Regions from separate parts of the Homo sapiens genome. Here region 2 is linked to region 1. The links are chromatin loops, found by intact Hi-C in ENCODE. Cell type or tissue: thyroid gland. All regions are shown on one strand. Each heading gives the region's core, and the rest is flanking DNA. Links, peaks and the distances in the headings are about the cores only. Region 1 overlaps TANGO6 (transport and golgi organization 6 homolog). Region 2 overlaps TANGO6 (transport and golgi organization 6 homolog).

Region 1 (8,337 bases), core at 56-8,055:
AGTATCTTTTAAAATTAAATTTAAAAAATGTGTTTTTTGAGACAGGGTCTCACTCTGTCACCTAGGCTGGAGTACAGTGGCACAATCATGGCTCACTGCAGCCTTGACCTCCCGGGCTCAGGTGATCTTCCCACCTCAGCCTCCTGAGTAGCTAGGACCATAGGTGCCTGCCACCACACCCCCAGCTAATTTTTGTATTTTTGTGTAGAGATGGGGTTTCGTCATGTTGTCCAGGCTGGTCTTGAACTCCTGGGCTCAAGTGACCTGCCTGCCTCAGCCTCTCGAAGTGCTAGGATTACAGGCATGAGTCACTGCACCCGCCGGTGCTAAATATCAAGAAGTATATGTTGACCTAATAACTTCCCTTGTAGAAACCAATCCCAAGGAAAGAACCAAAGAATCATCAAAAGGAGTTATATGTAAGAATAATCAACAGAACACTTGTCATAATCAGTAATAAACTGGAAACAACCTAATTAAACAATATGTTCCCAGAGATAATTAAATAAAAGTATAATAAATTCAGGTAGTTACATAATTAGATTATAACACAGTCAATATTATATTTTCAAGAAATAGGCCAGGCATGGTAGTTCACGCCTGTAATCCTAACACTTTGGGAGGCCGAGGCAGGAGGATCACTTGAGCCCAGGTGTTGGAGTCCAGCCTGGGCAACATAGTGACACACCATTTCTATTTAAAAAAAAACTAACAACAACAAAGAAATATTTAATGACATAGGAAAGTACTTACAAATAATGTTAACCAAGAAAAAAAAAAGCAGTATATATACATACAGTGTAATTACAATTCTGAGAAAGAAAAAAAAAGCTTGAAGAAAATACATCAAAATGTAAACAAAGAGTAGTTACTCCAAAGTGAAATTATAGGTGATTATTTTCTTTTTCATACTTTTAAATATTTTTCTGGGCCAGGTGTGGTGGTTCACATCTGTGATCCCAACACTTTGAGAGGCTGACACAGGCAGATCACTTGAGCTCAGGAGTTTGAGAACAGCCTGGGCAACATAGTGAGACCCCACATCTACAAAAAATAAAAAAATTAGCTGGGCATGGTGATGCATGCCTACAGTCCTAGCTACTCGGGAGGCTGAGGTGGGATGATGGCTTGAGGCCAGGAGGTGGAAGCTCTAGTGAGCCAGTGATGGCACCACTGCACTCTAGCCTGGGCAACAGAGCAAGATCCTAGCTTGAAAAAAAAAAATCCAAACTGTCTAATATAAGTAGGAAGTATAGTTCAATCTATAGACTTTTCCCTTCCCCTTATTATATCAGTAATAAGTTATAGCCATCAAAAAATTGATGTGAGAAAGAAAAAGAGAAACGGGAAAGGAAAAATAGTTACTTAGTCTGGATTTCAACCTTCAATTCTGGCCATATTAGTATTTCCATTTATATTAATATAAATGTTTGTTGAATTGAACTACACTGATGCCAGCCTAGGCAGACTCAGCAGGGAGCATTTCATTTGATCCTGAGTTTTGATGAAAATTTCTTCTTTAAAAATATGTGAGCTCTAACACTTGACTGCTGTTTATTGCTGCCAAAATCCATGAATGCTAAACTCCCAGACTGGTATCCAATTATTCACACTTCCAACCTCCCTTTTCACCTGAATTTAAGACTGTGCTGTGAAATGGAAATCTCTGAAAACTATCATACAAAAGCTATTTTTCTTTTTTTTTTTTTTTTCTTTTTGAGACGGAGTCTTGCTCTGTCGCCCAGGCTGGAGAGCAGTGGCGTGATCTCGGCTCACTGCAACCTCTGCCTCCCAGGTTCACACCATTCTCCTGCCTCAGCCTCCCGAGTAGCTGGGACAACAGGCACCCGCCAACACGACTGGCTAATTTTTTGTATTTTTATTAGAGATGGGGTTTCACCGTGTTAGCCAGGATGGTCTTGATCTCCTGACCTCATGATCCGCCCGCCTCGGCCTCCCAAAGTGCTGGGATTACAGGCATGAGCCACCGCGCCCGGCCCTACAAAAGCTATTTTTTCAAAAACGGACCTGTTGTGCTGTGATGATGATGAGGAACGGATGTAGCCTTGTAGCACACTGCCACACTCAACTGCAGGGTTTGGAGAAGAAAAAGGACAGACATGACCATTTCTTCTGTGCCTCACAATACTCCATACAGGCCTCTCCCTCCATGGGCCGGGCTTCTTACCAATGCAATTTGTCTATGAGTTGACCTCTCCCTCTAAATGATAAGCTCCTTGCAGGAAGAGACCATTGCTTTTTCATGCTCCTGTTTCCAGCTACAGTCACAGAACCCAACCACTCAGTGGCTACTCAATTAATGTTTCTGAACTGGACTACATTAATGTCCCATCCCCAGGATTAAGAAAAAAAAAATAAGTGTTTTCAAGATAAAGAATTTTGAGCATTAGAAAGAGCAACCAAATAACCCAGGAATTTATATGACTTAGAAATTGACAAAAACAGGAAACTAAATTAGAATTCAGAGAGTATTTGGGTGTTACTATGGGCAGAGGTGGACATAAATTGTTTTTCCACCAAGGATTTCCGACCCAAACTGGGGATCCAAATGAGAGCCACATACAAAGAAGATGTAACTTCAGCCCAGTGCGGTGGCTCACGCCTGTAGTTCCAGTACTTTGAGCAGCCAAGGCAGGAGGATCATTTGAGGCCAGGAGTTTGAGACCAGTCTGGGTACTGGTCTCTAAAAAAAATCAAAATAAAAAAAAAGAAATAACAAGACCTGCAAATCTGAGGCTTCCTGAAGTGATTCAGGAGCAACCAAGTATTTAAAAAAAAAACACTTCATTTTCTCTTCTGATCCCTTTGGAGGAGAAATAAATATTAGCAAGGAACATGAAATATTATCTAAATACAAAGGATAATTTAAAAATATACTTCATTTTATGGTCTATTAAAAGGAAGGAAATAAAGGGTAAGAGGCATATATACGAAGGTTCTAATAGAGGTGAAATAGAGGACTGGGCACCGTGGCTCATGCCTGTAATCCCAACACTTTGGGAGGCCGAGGTGGGAGGATTGCTTGAGCCCAGGAGTTCGAGACCAGCCTGGGCAACATAGTGAGCCCCTGTCTCTACAAAAAAAAAAAAAAAAAAAAAAGGCCAGGGCATGGTGGCTCATGCCTGTAATCCCAGCACTTTGGGAGGCCAAGGTGGGTAGATCATCTGATGTGAGGAGTTCGAGACCAGCCTGGCCAACATGGTGAAACCCTGTCTTTACTAAAAATACAAAAATTAGCGGGGCGTGGTGGCAGGCACCTGTAATCCCAGCTACTCAGGAGACTGAAGCAGGAGAATCGCTTGAACCCAGGAGGTTGCAGTGAGCCAAGATTGCACCACTGCACTCCAGCCTGGGCGACAAAGTGAGACTCTGTCTAAAAAAAAGGTATGAGATAGGCTAGAATTTAGTTAGGGCCAGCAGGATGACTACATAGGTTGTATATTATACAACTCCAGGGCATGCCATTCATATAATGAGGCCCCTAGGAGTTTATACAGCAGTGAACAACCTGCATAATTATATGTGGCAGCCCTGGATTTAACACATTTGAGAGAAACAGAATGGCCCACGTGGGTTCTAGAACAAGGTGTTTCAACAAGGGCCTTACTGCCATTTTGAGCCACATCTTCTTTGTTGTAGGTGGCCATCCTGTGCATTTTATGATGCCTGGTAGTATCCTGGGCGTCTACTACATGCCATAATAATCCCCTCCCCAGCCAGTTCTAACAACCAAAAGTGTCTCCAGACATTGCCAAAGAAAGAGAAGACATAGGTTGAGTATCTCTTATCTGAAACACTTGGGACAGAAATGCTTTGGGGTTTTTCAGATTTTGAATTTTTTTAGAGTTTGGAGTATTTGCAGAATATATACTGGTTGAGCATCCCTAATCCTAAAATCTAAAATGCTCCAATGAGCATTTCCTTTGAGTGTGTCATGTCAGTGCTCAAAACGTTTTGAATTCTGGAGCATTCCAAATCAGGCATCAGGCATATGTGAGAAAGGAGTGTGGTCTACAGCAGATCAGATTAATTCTCTAGGCAATCGCAAAAGGAAATACCCAAAAAGATGCATTTAATAATCCCTTTTGATTTAATTCAATTTGCCAAGTAACATCCCAATGACCAATTCATTATCTTGGGCACAGTAATAGTAATATCAGGAACATATTACTAAACAGAAAATATGTTATATTTTAAGAGAAGTTTTAAGAAATGCAATGGCTGGGTGCAGTGGCTCACGCCTGTAATTCCAGCATTTTTGGAGGCCGAGGCAGGTGGATCACCTGAGGTCAGGAGGTCGAGACCAGCCTAGCCAACATGGCAAAAACCCGTCTCTACTAAAAATACAAAAATTAGCCAGGTGTCGTGGTGCATGCCTGTAATCCCAGCTACTCAGGGGGCTGAGGCAGGAGAATTGCTTGAACCCGGAAGGCAGAGGTTGCAATGAGCTGAGACCACACCACTATACTCCAGCCTGGGCAACAGAGCAAGACTCCGCAAAAAAAAAAAAAAAAAAAAAGGAAAAGAAAAAAGAAATGCAATGACATGTAACAATCCACAAGTTATTGTCAACATTGACATTGGACCACATAAGAGGAAACAGATGGAAAAACATTTGGAATGATTGGTAATTTAACAACGTGTTAAGATTAAATTTCTAGGAGTACAAAAACTCCTAAATTGTTCCTTAAATAAAAGAGACTGAACCAAAATCTTTCCACAATTCTTTTTTTTTTGAGATGGAGTCTCACTCTGTTGACCAGGCTGTAGTGCAGTGGCGTGATCTCGGCTCATTGCAACCTCCGCCTCCAGATTCAAGAGATTCTCCTGCGTCAGCTTCCCGAGTAGCTGGCACTACAGGCGCCCGCCACTATGCCTGGCTAATTTTGTATTTTTAGCAGAGACGGGGTTTCACGGTGTTAGACAGGATGGTCTGGTCTCCTGATCTTGTGATCCGCCCACCTCGGCCTCCCAAAGTGCTGAGGTGAGCCACCTCGCCTAGCCTCCTTCCACAATATTTTCTACATTGAAAAGTAGACATAAAAATATATAAAGCCTTGCTGGGTGTGGTGGCACGCACCTAAAGTTCCAGCTACTCATAACAACCTCAAACCCCTGGGCTCAAGAGATCCTCCCACCTCGGAGTCCTGAGTAGCTGGAACTATAGGTGCAGTGGCTCGTGTGCATAATCCCAGCTAATCATGGGGCTAAGGCAGGAGGACTGCTTGAGCCCAGGAGTTCAAGCCCAGCCTGGGCAACATAGCAAGACCCTATCTCAAAAAAAAAAAAAAAAATATATATATATATATATATATATATAGAGAGAGAGAGAGAGAGAGAGAGAGAATGACAGACAGATAGATTCATACTCATGTAATCCTGGTTTGGGAAAGCTGTTTTCTATATAAGAGAAAAATCATAAGGTAAAAGATAGATTTACCTTCATTGACATTAAAAACTTCTGTGTGTCAAAAACAAAATGAAAAAGAAAATATGAATAAAACTAAAAGAAAATATTTATGATATAAATGTCAATGGTTCAAGATCTTTAAATACATAAAACTTTTAAAAATCAAAAAACAAGGGCAGGGCGTGGTGGCTCACGCCTGTAATCCCAGCACTTTGGGAGGCCGAGGCGGGCAGATCACGAGGTCAGGAGTTCGAGACCAGCCTGGCCAGCATGGTGAAACCCCGTCTCTACTAAAAATACCAAAAAAAATTAGCCGGGCATGGTGGCACACATCTGTAGTCCCAGCTACTCAGGAGGCTGAGGCAGAGAATTGTTTGAACCTGGCAGCCGGACGTTGAAGTGAGCTGAGATTGAGCCACTGCACTCCAGCCTGGGTGACAGAGCGAGACTCCACTACAAAAAAAAAAAAAAAAGTCAAAAAACAAAATTGATACCCTAATGAAAAAACAACGGACTAGAATATGTAATTCTCACACACACATGCACACCCTCCACATACACGGAATCTTAACTAGTCAATATATGGAAAATATTTAACCTTATCAATTGAATAAATGGAAATAAAAACAAGATAGCATTCCTTTATATATCTTCTTGATAAAGATTTTTAAAAATGATAATACATAGAATATATCATACTTTTGAGGGTACAGACAAACATTGATAATATAAACTGGCACAACTTCTCTGGAAGACATTTTAGCAACAAATATCTTCAAAAATATTCCTGGGCCCGGCGCAGTGGCTCACGCCTGTAATCCCAGCACTTTGGGAGGCTGAGGTGGGTGGATCACCTGAGGTCAGGAGCTTGCGACCAGCCTGGCCAACATGATGAAACCCCATCTCTACTAAAAATACAAAAATTAGTTGGACGCAGTGGCACGCGCCTGTAGTCCCAGCTACTCGGGAGGCTGAGGCTGGAGAATCCCTTGAACCTGGGAAGTGGAGGTTGCAGTGAGCCAAGATCACACCACTGCACTCCGGCCTGGATAACAGAGCAAGACTCCGTCTCAAGAAAAAAAAAAAATTCATATACTTCAGGCTGGGTGCTGTGGTTTACGCCTTAATCTCAGCACACTGGGAGGTGGAGGTGGGAGGATCACTTGAGCCCAGGGGGTCGGGATCAGCCTGGGGAACACAGCGAGACCCCCATCTCTATAAAAAATTTAATAAATAGCCAGGTATGGTGGCGCACACCTGTGGTCCTAGCTACTTGGGAAGCTGAGGGAGGCAGATCAGACTGACAGGCCAAGGATGCAGTAAGCCATGATCGCACCACTGCATTCCAGCCTGGGCAACAGAACGAGACCCTGTCTCAAAAAAAAAAAAAAAAATCATATACTTTATATACTTTACTGTATATATGTATTACCTCAATTTTTTTTTAATGGAAAGAAAAAAAGCTCCTGCTGATTTTGCACTATGATCTAGTGGCAGGAAGACAAGTAGGTGTGGCTAGGGAACTAGCATGATGTGGAGAGGTAACATAGTGTACTGCACCCTGCTCCCACGGGTGGGCCGCATTCTCCCACCAACTCCCACCACTGCAGAGAAGAGGTAGGGGTGGGGAGAGAGCAAGGCCTAGGCTGAGGGAACTAGGGGACTTATTAGAGAAGCTTTACCAAGTGGCTATTCACAGCATTTCCACAACACTAGAAAACAAAGAATATTGGCTATGTTGTCAAATTGGGCTTTAATGTTATTCAAAGGATTTCAACACACCACTTCATCTATGCACCAGGACAAGTTGATGATGTGAAACAGAAACTAGCAGTTAAAGCTAAGGCTATGTTTACAGTTGGACACTCTGAAGAGTAGGCTACAGAAAGAAGGGAACTTTGAGAATTAGTGGAATTTGCTTTGAAATGCCAGAAGGCTGTTTTGGAAATTGGGCTAATTATAAGACTATGTAAGGAGGAGTAAGGCCTCACCTCAACTCTATCCAGCCTTTCATCCCCACCTCCACTTTCACCCCAGGAAATGATTTGGACTGGCCAATGGGGACTCTGAAATATGTACTTTTAGTGTTTATCATCCCAAAGGTAGCGGTCTACCAGAGAAAATACATGTTACGTTGATGTTGTCTATGTATGGTTTATATTCTTCTCAGCTCTGATAATCCCAGTGGTACACCCTTCACACCTACTATGAGAGAATGATTTATTATAATGGTGTACTTGTCTGGCATGTTTTAGATCCAAATTCAGAACTAAGGCAAATATAGAAAGTTCATCTTTCTTCTTAGAAAAAAATGTATTTTTAAATTTCACTCTCAGCTGGGTGCAGTGGCTCACACCTGTAATTCAAGCACTGTGGGAGGCCAAGGCAGGCGGATCACCTGAGGTCAGGAGTTCGAGACCGGCCTGTCCAACATGGTGAAACCCTGTCTCTACTAAAAATACAAAAATTAGCCGGGCGTGGTGGTGTGGGCCTGTGGTCCCAGCTACTCGGGAGGCTGAGGCAGGAGAATCGCTTGAACCCAGGAGGCAGAGGCTGCAGTGAGCTAAGATGGCACCACTGGACTCCAGTCTGGGTGACTCCATCTCTTTTTTTTTTTGAGACGGAATCTGGCTCTGTTGCCAGGCTGGCGTTGCAGTGGTGAAATCCCAGCTCACTGCAACCTCTGCCTCCCGGGTTCAAGAGATTCTCCTGCCTCAGCCTCCTGAGTAGCTGGGACTACAAGCACGTGCCACCACGCCCAGCTAATTTTGTATTTTTAGTAGAGACAGGGTTTCACCATGTTGGCCAGGATGGTCTCGATCTCTTGATCGTCGTCTCGGTCTCATGATCCGCCCGCCTTGGCCTCCCAAAGTGCTGGGATTACAGGCGTGAGCCACCACGCCTGG
Region 2 (8,337 bases), core at 241-8,240, 57 kb after region 1:
AAAAAATTAGCCGGGGGTGGTGGCAGACACCTGTAGTCCCAGCTACTCGGGAGGCTGAGGCAGGAGAATGGTGTGAACCCAGAAGGCGGAGCTTGCAGTGAGCCGAGATTGCACCACTGCACTCCAGCCTGGGGGACAGAGCGAGATTCCATCTCAAAAAAAAAAAAAAAAAAAAAAAATTGGCACTCAGTTCATATTCATTTGAGGAGTTTAAGTCTTTCCTGTGTCTAAATAAATCTTTCCTGTGTCTAAGTGTTGCCTCCTCACAAAATTCACAAATTTCTGGAGGGTGGTCCAGAACAGCACTTGACACATAGTCCAGGCTCCAAAAATACTTGAGTTGAATGAATGCCCCACCCTGTGCCCATGTGTCTTTACAGTGTGTTCTACTCACCTTGAGAAGCTTCTCTTGCATCTCAAGGGCTTTTGCTTCTCTCTGCTCTATCCAGTGGGAAAGAGTACGCAGGGCAGCAGCCCGTGTTGGAATTTGAGGGTCATAAGCTGACAAAAGAACCTCTTGGAGCTGTTCTGTGGTTACGCTTCCAGATTTCTGACTTGTAGTAGTGCTGGGCTCATTGACTCCTTGAGGAATGATTGGAGCATTTGACTGCAGGCCTGTCTGGGGGGCTGTCTCATGGCTCTGCTGTTGTTCAAGGTGGCTATGAGCTACATCAGTGGGTCTTTCATGACTGGTTTGTTGCTGCTCTTCTATTTTCCCTTCCAGATCTTTTCTGTTCAGTGTACTTTGGGCAGCCATGCTGACGGCCTCAGTGGCAAAGGCTCCATGGGTAGAGATGGTGATGCGGAGATCAACAGCGAGTTCTTGGATGACCGGATCAGGGTATGTGTTGGATACCTTCTCCAACAGAGGCAACAACTGCTTCAGAACAGCAAAATCACTTGACTTCAACTACAAAATGAAATAAAAAATGTCAAACCCAAATTAACATAGCAAATTTCAATATGACCTGAGCACCAGGAAACATATTCTGAGAAAAAAGGGCAGGGATCAAATCTTGCTCATGGTGTAATCAGTGTATTGCCTGGGTCCAGCACTGAATACCATTTGTTGAATAATCATACCTAACATTTATTGAACACTTATCATATACAGGTTCTTTTCTAAGATAAAACACACACACACACATTCATATCCTTGTGATATAATGACTATTATTATCTACATTTTAAACAGGTGGAAACAGAACGGTTAAGTAACATGCCCAAGGTCACAGACTGGAAGATAGTAAGATGTGAACTCAAGAAACTGGGATCAGAGCCCACACTCTCACCCAATACCCTACGCAGTCTCCCTTGAAAAGATAAGGCTGTTCTTAACTACATGATCTAAAGTGGCCAGTCAGTATGCAAGTGCACCATAGATCTGGAAGGGATCACAGAGAAAACGGGAAGAAAGGGATTTCTTCTGGAAAGTGGAAGTGAAAATTATATAACATTTTATTCTCCATGGAAGCTTTGTCTGAATAATGTCATATGCCTTACTACTAAGAAAGGTGCATGAGTGTTACAGCTCTATTAGAATTTGTCTAGCAGGTTTTCTGGTCTTCACTGGAAAGCACCCCCCTCACCCACTGCCACCCAAAAGGTGTATGTGTGATCAATGAAAAGTAAGAATCAATGGTAATACTTTTCTGTTTGAAAACACTGGAGAAATTATCAGATGAGGCTTCAGGAGACCCTGAAAATTTGAATACCTTAAGGATCTTAAGTCCTTTTTACTGGCCAACATGGCGAAACCCCACCTCTACTAAAAATACAAAAATCAGCTGGGCATGGTGGCATGTGCCTGTAGTCCCAGCTACTCGGAAGGCTGAGGCAGGAGAATCGCTTAAACCCGGGAGGCAGAGGTTGCAGTGAGCTGAGATCACGCCACTGCCCTCCAGCTTGGGCAACAGAGCGAGACTCTGTCTCAAAAAAAAGAAAAAAAAATCCTTTTTATTTTTATTTTTTTCTTTTCTTTTTGGAAACGGAGTCTCGCTCTGCTGCCTAGGCTGGAGTGCAATGGCGTAATCTCGGCTCACTGCAACCTCCACCTCCCGGGTTCACGCCATTCTCCTGCCTCAGCCTCCCGAGTAGCTGGGACTACAGGCACACGCCACCATGCCTGGCTAATTTTTTATAGTTTAGTAGAAACGGGGTTTCACCATGTTGGCCAGGCTGGTCTTGAACTCCGGACCTCAGGTGATCCGCCCACCTTGGCCTTCCAAAGTGCTGGAATTACAGGCATGAGCCACGGTGCCCGGCCGAGACATTTTCAAATAATTATACTAGTATTATCATTATGCTAAACTTCATTCAGTGCCTCGGTTGTATCATGGACTTTTTTAAAGCATCTAAAATGAGAATAATTTACCTACAGTCTATTTGGCCTCTTTTTTAATTTCTCTTCTATATAACAATTTCTTCTAAAAAAAAAAACCAGCCAAGACAAATAGATCAATGGGACAGAACAGAAAGGCCAGAAATAGACCCAGATAAATAGAGTCAACTGAACTTTGACAAAGGAGCAAAGGCTTTAAATGGAAAAAAAAATACAGTTTCTTTTTTCTTTTTTTTTTTTTTAATTGGAACAAGTGTCAGTAGAAAAGACAGTTTTTTCAACAAATGGTGCTGGAACAACTGGCATGCACATGTGAAAAAATGAATCTAGACACAGACCTTGCACCTTGCACAAAAATTAACTTGAAATGGATCATAAACCTAACTGTCAAATACAAAACTATAAAACTCCTACAAGTTAACATAGTAGAAAATTGAGATGACCTCTTAAAAGCAATGACCTTTTAAATACAACAGCAAAGGCATGATCTATGAAAGAAATAGTTAAAAACCTGGACCTTATTAAAATTAAGAATGTCTGCTCTGCAAAAGAAACTGTCAAGAGAATGAGAAGACAAACTACAGAATGAGAGAAAATATTTGTAAAAGACATATCTGAAAAAGGACTAATATCCAAAATATACAAAGAACTCTTTAAACTCAATAAGAAAATGAACAACCTGACTTAAAAATGGGCAAAAGACCTTAACAGATAGGTCTACCAAAGAAGAATACCCTACCAAAGAAGATATACAGATGGCAAATAAGCATAGGAAGACATACTCAATGTCATAAGTCATTAGGGAATTGCAATTTTTTCTTTTTTTTGAGACAGAGTCTTGCTCTATTGCTCAGGCTGGAGTGCAATGGCACAATCTTGGCTCACTGCAACCTCCACCTCCCAGGTTCAAGCGATTCCCCCACCTCAGCCTCTTGAGTAGCTGGGACTCCAGGTGCGGCCACCATGCCTGGCTAATTTTTGTATTTTTAGTAGAGTCAGGGTTTTGCCATGTTGCCGGGGCTGGCCTCAAACTCCTGACCTCATGTGATCCGCCCACCTCAGCCTCCCAAAATGCTGGGATTACAGGCGTGAGCCACCACACCAGGCTTCCCACCCACCCCTCTTTGCATCCACAGAGTTCTCAATCCTGGGCATGGCAGAAGCACCTTGATCCCTCCCTGATCAAGGGTGTGACCTGGGATCCCTGGCCTCGGGCTGGACAACCAGGTGCCCACAACCTGTATGGGGGTATTTACTCATTGAACATCTAGCCCCTGGGGTTGTCCAGGGAAATGCACTGGGTGGCAGCAGCTATGTGAGGAGTTTGTTTCTGTTTTCTTTTTTTTGAGACGGAATTTTGCTCTTGTCACCCAGGCTGGAGTGCAATGGCATGATCTCAGCTCACTGCATCCTCCGCCTCCCACGTTCAAGCGATCCTCCTGCCTCAGCCTTTCAAGTAGCTGGGATGACAGGTGCCCGCCACCATACCCGGCTAATTTTTTTATATTTTTAGTAGAGATGGGGTTTTGCCATTTTGGCCAGGCTGGTCTCGAACTCCTGACCTCAGGTGATCTTCCCACCTCAGCCTCCCAAAGTGCTGGGATTACAGGCATGAGCCACCGTGCCCAGCTGAGGAGCCTTTTTTTTTTGAGAGGGAGTTTCACTCTTGTTGCCCAGGCTGGAGTGCAATGGTGTGATCTCAGCTCACTGCAACTTCTGCCTCTTGGGTTCAAGCAATTCTCCTGCCTCAGCCTCCCGAGTAGCTGATCTGGTCTGGAACTCCTGACCTCAGGTGATCCTCCTGCCTCGGCCTCCCAAAGCACTGGGATTATAGGCGTGAGCCACTGGCACCTGGCCAAAGCTCTGAAAATCTTTAACGATGTGTATAAATGAGCACAATGAAGACAATTCCAGAAATAGATGGTTTAATCTCAAAAGCAAAAGAATTAGAGAGAACTAGTCAGCTTAGTTAACTGGAAAGTCATTTTCTTTTTAAGTTGTAAAATTGGAGGCACTGTGGTTTGCAAGTAAGGGCTTTTTTAGCCAGTTTGATCACCTGCATACAAGCAGTTGAAGGATGCCTCTCCACTCTAGGGAAATTCTGATAAAAGACTGGATTACCTAGAGGATAATCAAGTGAAAGCCTGTGAAAACAAGAAGCATGGCTCTCCTTTGCCCCTGATAACACATGACTAACATTCACAACACTCCCATGGGTGTGCCCAGATCTGGAGGTTGCTCACTATGGGTGAGGGCAGTGTTTTTCAACTTTTTGAGCTCATGCCCTTTTGAAAAAACAAAACAAAACAAAACAAAACAAAACAAAACAAAACAAATCATGCCTCCTTCATTAGACATCACCTTTCCTTTCTTCCTTTTATTCTTTCTTCCTTCCATTTATCCATCCATTCAAAAACTGTTAATTAAGTACCTACTGTGGCAGGTTTATTAAATATGGCAGAAAGTAAGACATCTCTAAATGAGGCTGCTTGAAAGCAACAGCAATTAAGAAGGATTGTCTGCTCTTTGGAGTTCTATATAACAGCTTGAAATAATGGGAATTTTCCCAAGCAGTTCTATAGAGCACCCAAATTGGGCTCGGTGAAGAAGAGAAAGGACAGCATTGTAGCACAGGAACTGACTCAACCAATTCGCCTCACCAGCATGCAACAGATTTCAGCGGCTCGTCCCTCTCTCCCCTTCCTCCATTCTGCAATAGACCTCTAGCTTGCTTACCACTACTTCTACCCCAGCCTCTAATCGTTTGCAATGATTCTAATATGTAAGTCAGCAGCACCTAAAACACAGTCCATGCTCCTGGTAACCTTTCTGCCAAAGAGTCTGAGCAATGGTCTTTGATCAAAAACATGACCTAAGCAGGCCAGGCGCGGTGGCTCATGCCTGTAATCCCGGCGCTTTGGGAGGCGGAAGCGGGCAGATCACCTGAGGTCAGGAGTTCGGGACTAGCCTGACCGACATGGAGAAACCCCATCTCTACTACAAAAAAAAAAAAAATACAAAATGAGCCGGGCGTGGTGGTGCATGACCGTAATCCCAGCTACTTGGGAGGCTGAGGCAGGAGAATCGCTTGAACCCAGCGGGCGGAGGTTGCGGTGAGCCGAGATCGTGCCATTGCACCCCAGCCTGGGCAACGAGCGAAACTCCATCTCAAAAAAAAAAAAAAAAAAAAAAAAAAACATGACCTAAGCAGTGTAGAGTAAGACCAAGCTAAAGCCCCCTTCCCCTTTAGAGAAGAGATGCACCTTTTCTCTCCCAATAATGGGCCCCCACCCCAGTAGAATCTAGATTTCAAGATTTGGAGCCCAGCTTTTAACCAGAAGCTCTGCTGCCTCCCTGGAACAACATGGTTTTGGTTTTTCCTAAAGAAGGTCTGGAATGGTCTGCTCAGCCTCGTGCTTTAGAGACCAATGGACAATACAACATCATGCAGAAACTGCTTCTTGAGGGGACAGGGAGGAGTAACCAATGTATAATACTTTTAGTGGTGACTAACTCTGAAATTTAGAAAATGAGCCTGGAACTACAGTTATCTTGTCAGCAGTCTTTTTTTTTTTAATTATAAATTTTTGTTTGTTTGTTTTGAGATGGAGTCTTGCTCTGTTGCCAGGCTGGAGTGCAGTGGCATGGTCTCCGCTCACCGCAACCTCCCCCTCCTGGGTTCAAGCGATTCTCCTGCCTCAGCCTCCCAAGTAGCTGGGATTATAGGCACGCGCCACCAAGCCCGGCTGATTTTTGTATTTTTAGTAGAGATGGGGTTTCACCATGTTTGCCAGGCTGGTCTTGAACTCCTGACCTCGTGATCCACCCGACTTGGCCTCCCGAAGTCCTAGGATTACAGGCATAAGCCACCGCGCCCGGCCTTTTTTTTTTTTTAATTTTGTTTTTGTTGTTGTTGTCAGCAGTCTTAAATACATGCTTTTTCCAAATTAACTCCTCTTCCCAGACACAATGTTCTAATAATCACTTTGATTACATAAATTAGAAACAAAAAAGGTTCAGATGATGTTAGATTCTTTTTTAATAAGCCAAAACAACGAATCCTAGTAAGAAATAGGAAAAAACAGTATATTGTTAGCCTGACAATGATTAACTGAAAACACAATTCAGAACCATGACATTTTTTTCTAATACAAAGAAAGAAAATCCAGCATTACTATAGAAGCCATTTACAAATCCATGATTCAAACAGAAAAAAAGTAGTAGATCTAGGGCAAAGGTATAGGGGGTGACGTGCTTATGTTCACTTAACTAACTGCAAAGTCAGAGGAATGCCGGATGTAATCAGTGAGTCAGGATGGCTCACAGAAAGGCAGGGGCCTGCAAGGTATAACCTTGATATCAGTCAGGTGAGTCTGTCTTAGAACACAACTAATGTGCACAGCCAGCCCTCCAACAATGGGCTTCTAGAAAGGGAAATGGAGATTTTTGTGATCTATCTTACATTGGGATGTGGTTTGAAATGATAAGTGTGAAGTAAAGAGAAGCCAAAAAAAAAAAAAAAAAAAAAAGCACACTCTCACCTTGTGGAAAAAGACTATTCAAATCAATATTCAACCAAAAAAAAACAAAACAAAACAAAACAAAAATCTATTTGGCCAACTAAATCCAATAAGAATACAACTTAAGAAAAATGATTCCGGCCGAGCGTGGTGGCTCATGCCTGTAACACTTTGGGAGGCCGAGGCGGGTGAATCACTTGAGGTCAGGGGTTCGAGACCAGCCTGGCCAACATGGCAAAACCCTGTCTCTACTATAAATACAAAAAATTAGCTGGGCGTGGTGGTGCATGCCTGTAATCCCAGCTACTTGGGAGGCTGAGGCAGGAGAATTGCTTGAACCCAGGAGGTGGAGGCTGCAGTGAGCTGAGATTGTGCCACTGCATTCCAGTCTGGGTGACAGAGTAAGACTCTGTCTGAAAAAAAAAAAGAAAAGAAAAAAGAAAAATGATTCCATCAGTGAAACTTTCCTTGATAGTTCTTTTTTTTTTTTTTTTTTTTGAGACAGAGTCTCGCTCTGTTGCCCAGGCTGGAGTGCAGTGGCGCGATCTCGGCTCACTGCAACCTCCGCCCACTGCAACCTCCGCCTCCCAGGTTCACGCCATTCTCCTGCCTCAGCCTCCCGAGTAGCTGGGACTACAGGCACCCGCCACCTTTTTTTTGTATTTTTAGTAGAGACGGAGTTTCACTGTGTTAGCCAGGATGGTCTCGATCTCCTGACCTCCTGATCCGCCCACCTCGGCCTCCCAAACCTTGACAGTTCTAACAGCAAGGGTATACTATGGCTCTAGAAACTGAACCAAAAGCTTTTTTTTTAAAACAATATGGAAAATATATAATTAGAAGTGCTAAGTAAATCTAAAGAAATGGGCTTCACACTAATAACAGGCCCAGATAAAATTCCCTTTCCTTTTAGACAGGCTAGTGAAAGGTATATTCTAATACATCGAGAATCAGAATCAGATTTGAATCCTCAAGCTCAAAAATCCATTCCCAGAGGGTATCCTACTCATTGCTAAGGGTTATGAGCAGGCTGGCTGCAGGGTAGATTTCATAAGACTCACACTAAGCCTATTCTGCTTTCCTGCAGACTCCTCACCTAACTCGGTATGTAATCAGCCAGTCACACACACATGCATGGTCTAGCCCTTGACTATCTTTTGTCCTTGCAGGCATGCTCTTCCCCTTGGTCTCTACAATTCACTAACACCAGCCTTCCATCAGTGTCTCAAGTATACCAAGCTCTTTGCTGCTTCTAAGCCTTTGTACGTGATGTTTTCCTTACTTGGAAGAGTTTCCTTCAAATCTTAGCTTACGCTTACACTTCCTCAGTGGAAATCTTCCCAGCCTAGGTTAGATGTTATGTGCTCTTGGTACCCGCCACTTCTCTTTTGAGACCCTTCATTCAATTCTAAGTACATTTCTGAACAGTCATTTAGTGTCTGACTTCCTTACTGGACTGCAAGTTTCATGACGGTC

What was found. Hi-C counts contacts between places; a loop is a spot of excess contacts. Peaks named below come from ENCODE experiments on the same cell type or tissue, not always from the same donor. Only the 100,000 strongest peaks of a DNase experiment are listed, where the experiment ranks them.
Region 2: a loop joins it to region 1, with 1.8 times the contacts of the local background. A loop is called at or near these places in 2 of 110 quality-filtered maps.

What each region holds. Positions count from the first base shown.
Region 1 is chr16:68,977,414-68,985,750 of GRCh38, reverse strand. All of the region lies in intron 15 of TANGO6 (transport and golgi organization 6 homolog), which reads right to left. Among named protein-coding and RNA genes, the nearest start is that of HAS3, 120 kb to the left of the region's middle. RefSeq lists an enhancer at 7,529-8,029. In thyroid gland, for the core only: no CTCF peak of the experiment used is centred there; DNase peaks (open chromatin) are centred at 4,900 and 6,990; H3K27ac peaks cover 6,864 bases.
Region 2 is chr16:68,920,141-68,928,477 of GRCh38, reverse strand. It overlaps TANGO6 (transport and golgi organization 6 homolog), which reads right to left. Exons shown (of 18, transcript NM_024562.2): 13 at 395-910. It also overlaps the pseudogene RNU7-42P. Among named protein-coding and RNA genes, the nearest start is that of TANGO6, 81 kb to the right of the region's middle. In thyroid gland, for the core only: no CTCF peak of the experiment used is centred there; no DNase peak of the experiment used is centred there.